Regions from separate parts of the Homo sapiens genome. Here region 2 is linked to region 1. A link is an interaction called in ENCODE POLR2A ChIA-PET data of the cell type or tissue named here. Cell type or tissue: CD4-positive, alpha-beta T cell. All regions are shown on one strand. Each heading gives the region's core, and the rest is flanking DNA. Links, peaks and the distances in the headings are about the cores only. Region 1 has its middle 4.5 kb from the start of ZNF688. Region 2 overlaps ITGAL (integrin subunit alpha L).

Region 1 (2,906 bases), core at 220-2,719:
TCCTTTCTGCACCTTGTGGGAACTCATCCCTAGCTTGGAACATCCCACTTGCTGTTCCCTTTCTTTGGAAACGTCTCTACCCCCTACTCTCCCCGACCCCAGCCCCAAGCCTTTGAACCCTGCCCTTCCCCACTCCCTGTCCCCTAACCCTGTTCCCTGTGGCTCTTTCTCAACATGGCGCAGCCTCAGTATCGGTCTGCAGCAGGCTCTTTCTGCACATCGCTGTTCGAGCTCCTTCATAAGCCTTAGTATTTGCATTCGCAGTCCCTTCCTTCATTCGTGTTCTGGTTTATCACCTGTCTCTCCCTCGTAGAAAGTAAGCTCCAAGAGGGTTCCTGTGTCTGTTTCCCCTGCTATGTTCTGGCATGGAGAATAACAGCTAGTGCATGGTAAACGCTTAGCAGCTATTTGTTAAATGCGCCAATGAGAAAGAGAAATAGCAGACAGCACTTGCCCTGTGTCCAGCACCAGAGCTGGGGCTGCCCAGAGCAGCTTTATGCTTGACACACTTCACCTGGTTCTGCTCCTCCCTCACTGGCAGGGCCTCCTCTCTCCAGCTGCACCTTCTCCTTGGCCTCCCTGCTCCCCAGAACGGATCACCCTTGGCCTTCACACCCTCCTACTCCTGATCACCCCTTGGTGGGCATCAGGTCCCCTGGCTCCGGCTCTCCATACTGGAACCTCTGGGTCTTACTGGCTCATATTGGCAGTCACCGAGCTGCAGATTCTATGTCAGAAGCCTCTCGTGTCTTTCTTCCTAATTCCAAGGTCACCACCTTGGTCCCAGCTCCCAGTGACCCTCACTTAGGAAAAAATGCCCAACAGATCTCTAGTGTCTAGCTCTGTCCCCCAACCAGGTCACACCCACACTGCTTTGCAAAGATATCTTCTGATAGCACCTGGCAAACAGCACTGCACTTGCTCAAGAACTTTCTGTGGCTCCTCAGTGCCACAGAATGTATCTCAAGCTGCTCTGGTGGCCTCTGTGGCCCTCCCAGATTTGACCCCACTTCTCGGCTGCATCTGTCTCCCATTCTTCCTTATCTAGTTTTTTTGTTTTGTTTTGTTTTTGTTTTTGAGACAGAATGTCTCACTCTGTCGCCCAGGCTGCAGTGCAGTGGCACGATCTCGGCTCACTGCAACCTCCACCTCCCGGGTTCAAGCGATTCTCCTGCCTCAATCTCCCGAGTAGCTGGGATTACAGGTGCCCACCACCATGCCCAACTAATTTTTGTATTTTTAGTAGAGACAGGGTTTCACCATGTTGGCTGGGCTGGTCTTGAACTCCTGACCTCAGGTGATCTGCCCGCCTCAGCCTCCCAAAGTGTCTTTTATTCTTTCTATGAAGCAAGACTCCTTTGCTGTTTCCTCTGCCTGAAAATCTCCCCCAACACCAATTCATAGGCTATGGGAAGCACAGCCATCTCCTCCCAGGAACATTTCCTGGCATATCACCAACCAGCCTAGGTGAGGTGGTGCCTCTGGGCTTCCTCTGTCATAGCGCCAATTAATCTCTTCCCACGTCGAACGTGGGCCCTGACTCAGCTGTATCACTGGAGCCCAGCACAAAAACCCACAGAGGCTTCAGGAGGGTGTTTGCTGAATGAATGAATGAATGGGGTCAGCTTTCGTCATCGTGGAATTCCCCTATTACCTAGCACAGTCCCTTCAACAGAAGGCACTCAACACACAGTCACTAAGTGCCAATTGTACCTTCTTTTTTGTTTTTCTTTTTGAGACAGAGTCTCACTCTGTCGCCCAAGTTGGAGTGCAGTGGCGCAATCATGGGTCACTGCAGCCTCAGTCTCCCTGGCTCAAGTGATCCTCCTGCCATAGCCTCTCAAGTAGCTGAGACTACAGGCACGCGCCACCACACCTGGCTGATTTTTGTTTTTGTAGAGATGGGGGCCTCACTATGTTGCCCAGGCTGTTCTCAAACGCCTGAGCTCAAGAGATCCTTCCATCTCGGCCTCCCAAAGTGTTGGGATTACAGGTGTGAGCCACCACGCCCAGCATGACTGTGCCTTCTAAGTAAAAACTGGCCAGGCGAGGTGCCTCACACCTGTAATCCCAGCACTTTAGGAGGCAAAGGTGGGAGGATCTCTTGAGCTCAGGAGGTCAAGGCTATAGAGAGCCATGTTAACACCACTGCACTCCAGCCTGGGTGACAGAGTGATACTCTATCTCAAAAAAATAAAAGAGAAAAGGAAAGGATAAGAAAAGGGGCACTTACTGGGACTCTTAGTTTTCTGCTCACACTCCCCAAGCAGGCTGGGCTGGGACCTGCATCCTGAGTTCCCAGCCCGTGTTTTCTGTCCAGATCTGACTTCTCAAAGGAAGTGGTAGAGACATCTGGGCTCTGTGTTCATTTCCACCCATGCTGCCACATGGGAGTGAAATCTTGAGAGCATCACGTTATCTCTCTGAGTCTCAGTTTACTTATCTGCAAACATGGTTATTGATATCCATGCCCTGGCTCCCTGGCAGGCTTCTTTACACTTTCTAAAGTGTAGACCATCCACAGTAATTCACTCTTTCAACAAATGTGTATTGCACAATTACTATGTCATACATCTTGTTAAAATGTCAGTCTCCACGGTAACCCTTTGAGGTAGATATTATTCATCTTCATTTTACAGAGGAGGCACTGAGACTCAGGAAGTTCACATGACTTACCAGCTGTGCCTGGGGTAAGTTGCAGAGACTAGTTTTTGTTTTGTTTTGTTTGTTTGAGACAGAGTCTCACGCAGCTGCCCAGGCTGGAGTGCAGTGGCGCAATCTCGGTTCACAGCAACCACTGTCTCCTGGGTTCAAGCAATTCTCCCATCTCAGCCTCCTGAGTAGCTAAGATTACAGGCACCCACCATCATACCCAGCTAATTTTTGTATTTTAGTAGAGATGGGGT
Region 2 (2,906 bases), core at 300-2,799, 56 kb before region 1:
CAGTCTGAGACTGAAATCTGTCCTTTACAAAATTGGGATGAAGATGAATGGTTTAATAATGCTTAGCCCAGGATCAGGCTCATTTTTTAAATGGTTACTGAATGTATAGAGGTAGTGGCATTTTAAAAACTTCACGATAGTCTCTTCTTTGATTGTACCACACTTTACTGAGCCGTTGTTATCTCTTTGACCTGTTTGAGCACTTCCAGTTTTTCAGTATTATAAATAGTGTTGCAATTACCCCCCTACACCCAACTTTTATTTTTGAGATAAGGTCTCACTCTGTTGCCCAGGCTAAAGTATAGTGGCATAAGCATGGCCCACTGCAGCCTCAAACTCCTGGGCTCAAGTGATTCTCCTGCCTAATAGCTGGGACAACAGGCACGCCCCACTATGCTCAGCTCATTTTAAAAAATTTTTTGTAGGCCAGGTACAGAGGCTTACACTTATAATCCCAGCACATTGGTAGGCTGAGGCAGGCAGATCTCTTGAGCCCAGGAGTTCAAGAGCAGCCTGAGTGACATACACAGGCTCCATCTCTACTAAAAATACAAAAATTAGCTGGACATGGTGGCACATCCCTGTAGTCCCAGCTACTCGGGAGGCTGAGGCAGGAGGATCGCTTGAGCCTGCGAGTCAGAGGTTGCAGTGACCCGAGATCGCACCATTGCACTCTAGCCTGGGCAACAGAGTAAGATCCTATATTTAAAAAAAAAAAAAATTTTTTTTAATAGAGATGGGGTCTCACTCTTGCCCAGGCTGATCTCGAACTCCTGGCCTTAAGTAATCCTCCCACCTCAGCCTCCCTGAGTGCTGGGATTTCAAGTGTGAGCTACCTTACCCAGCCTTCCAGTGACTATTTTGTACTAAGCCTCTGTCTGCAGCCCTGATTCTTGGGCCCTTTCCCGCTGAGAAGGTTCCATGACAGGGACAGAGCCCCTGGGGGAGGTAGGCCAGGAGGGCTGGTGGCCTCTGGGGGAAACTTGGCCTTGCTCATTAACAAACTTGTTTCCTCCTTTCACTCCCAGCCCCATAGCCAGATACCTGTGAGCTGCGAGGAGCTTCCTGAAGAGTCCAGGCTTCTGTCCAGGGCATTATCTTGCAATGTGAGCTCTCCCATCTTCAAAGCAGGCCACTCGGTGAGTGCTTCAAGTCTCCAGGGACCAAGCAGCCTAGGGGCCCTGAGCTGGTGGAGGGCAGGGAGCTCTTGGCTCAGGAGAAGGGAGCAGGTGATTGTCAAGAAGGGTGTACCTTGCCCCTACCTAAGAGAAATGTATGTGAATCTGTTCTGTGTCATGTTTGAGAGCCTGGACTTTAGAATCAGGCAAAGCTGGGATTGGGTTATTCATTTTGTGACCTTATAGACATAACTTAACCGTCTGGAGCCTTGGTTGCCTCATCTTTGCAATGGGTAGAATCCTAGCTCAGTGCTTGGGGTGCAGTGAGCACTTGATAAGGGGTCCCTGAGATGATGGTGATTAGATGTGGGGGCCATGAGGCTGCTCCTCATGACCCTTCCATTTCCATTGCCCTCTCCTTTCCTGCCAGGTTGCTCTGCAGATGATGTTTAATACACTGGTAAACAGCTCCTGGGGGGACTCGGTTGAATTGCACGCCAATGTGACCTGGTGAGCAGGCCCCGCCCACATCCCTGCCATGGTCTCAGACCTGGCCAAGCCCTTCTCCTAACACTGGCCTCTTCCTTGCCCCAATGCAGTAACAATGAGGACTCAGACCTCCTGGAGGACAACTCAGCCACTACCATCATCCCCATCCTGTACCCCATCAACATCCTCATCCAGGAGTAAGTTCTTCCCAGCAGACAGCCAACCCTCTCCTCCCACCGCAGCCTCCCAACCCAGGGCCCCGACTTTGCTCCTGGGGCTCTCCTTCTGAACCTCCTTCCTTTCTTAGAGCCCCTTGGGGTAATTAGAACTGATTCCAGCCACAACCCCAAAAGTTTTCAACATTCCAAAATGTGAGGGCCATGGAAGAGCTCAGGGAAGGATTAGCATTTACTGATGGAAGAAAAAGCTCATTGAACACTAATTTTATGTCAGACTGAGGGCCAGCTGCACTGCGCAGTTGCTGACATTGCCTGGAGCCCTCAGCACCTCTGTGAGGCAGCTGTGCCGCTCTCCATTTTACCAATGAACAAGCTGAGGCTCAGAGAAGGCCGGCACTTACCCAAGGTCCAATAGCTGGAAGTACTAAAGCCAGGGTCTGAGCTTCAGCCTGTCTGACTCCAAAGGCCCAGCCAAGCTCCTGACTGTTTCAGTCACCCTAGATTCTCTCCCCTCCTGGGGGCCGATAATGCCAGGAGAGATAGGAGAAAAGTTATCACAATACCCCTTGCCCTCAGGGAGCTTACAGTCAAGTGGGAGAGCCCAAACTCATGCACACACAGAGTCAGTGACTCTCAGAACACAGTAGCAGGAAGGAACCATGGGGATCGCTAGTTGGGTTTGTAACTGAACTCTGGTCTGGCTGCTTGTTACTTGAAAGCCAGACTTAAGAAGCAAGAGTTGGTGGGAGGAAAGGCAGGTTTATCTGGAAAGCCAGGCAATTGAGAAGACAGTGAACTAGTGTTCTAAAGGACCATCTGTAATGTTAAGGGTAGGGGGAAGAGAAAGGGGTTAAGATCAAGAGGTAACTTAGCACAGACATCTGGGCACCAGAGAGGATACAAGGAGGTTGGGAACTTCTTGGTCCTTGGTCAGGTCACAGTGCTTCTATAAATCTTTAACAAAACATAGTTAGTTGTTTACAAACGTCCCCTTTAATGCCAGACTTAGTTTTAAAAACTACATGATAGCTGTTTTTGCATGTTATCTCAGTGCTCTAAAATTATCCTAGCCTATGGGCAGGAATGGGTAAAGGCCTCTTCAACAAAAATGGAGGGAGTT

The links. Peaks named below come from ENCODE experiments on the same cell type or tissue, not always from the same donor. Only the 100,000 strongest peaks of a DNase experiment are listed, where the experiment ranks them.
Region 2: POLR2A ChIA-PET joins it to region 1 with 14 read pairs; 27 of 35 experiments call an interaction of 5 or more read pairs at or near these places.

Annotation. Positions count from the first base shown.
Region 1 is chr16:30,565,785-30,568,690 of GRCh38, forward strand. No RefSeq gene overlaps it. Among named protein-coding and RNA genes, the nearest start is that of ZNF688, 4.5 kb to the right of the region's middle. RefSeq lists an enhancer at 2,637-2,746. In CD4-positive, alpha-beta T cell, for the core only: no CTCF peak of the experiment used is centred there; DNase peaks (open chromatin) are centred at 1,597 and 2,677; H3K27ac peaks cover 1,724 bases.
Region 2 is chr16:30,509,333-30,512,238 of GRCh38, forward strand. It overlaps ITGAL (integrin subunit alpha L), which reads left to right. Exons shown (of 31, transcript NM_002209.3): 22 at 1,029-1,139; 23 at 1,549-1,628; 24 at 1,718-1,804. Among named protein-coding and RNA genes, the nearest start is that of MIR4518, 6.9 kb to the left of the region's middle. In CD4-positive, alpha-beta T cell, for the core only: no CTCF peak of the experiment used is centred there; no DNase peak of the experiment used is centred there.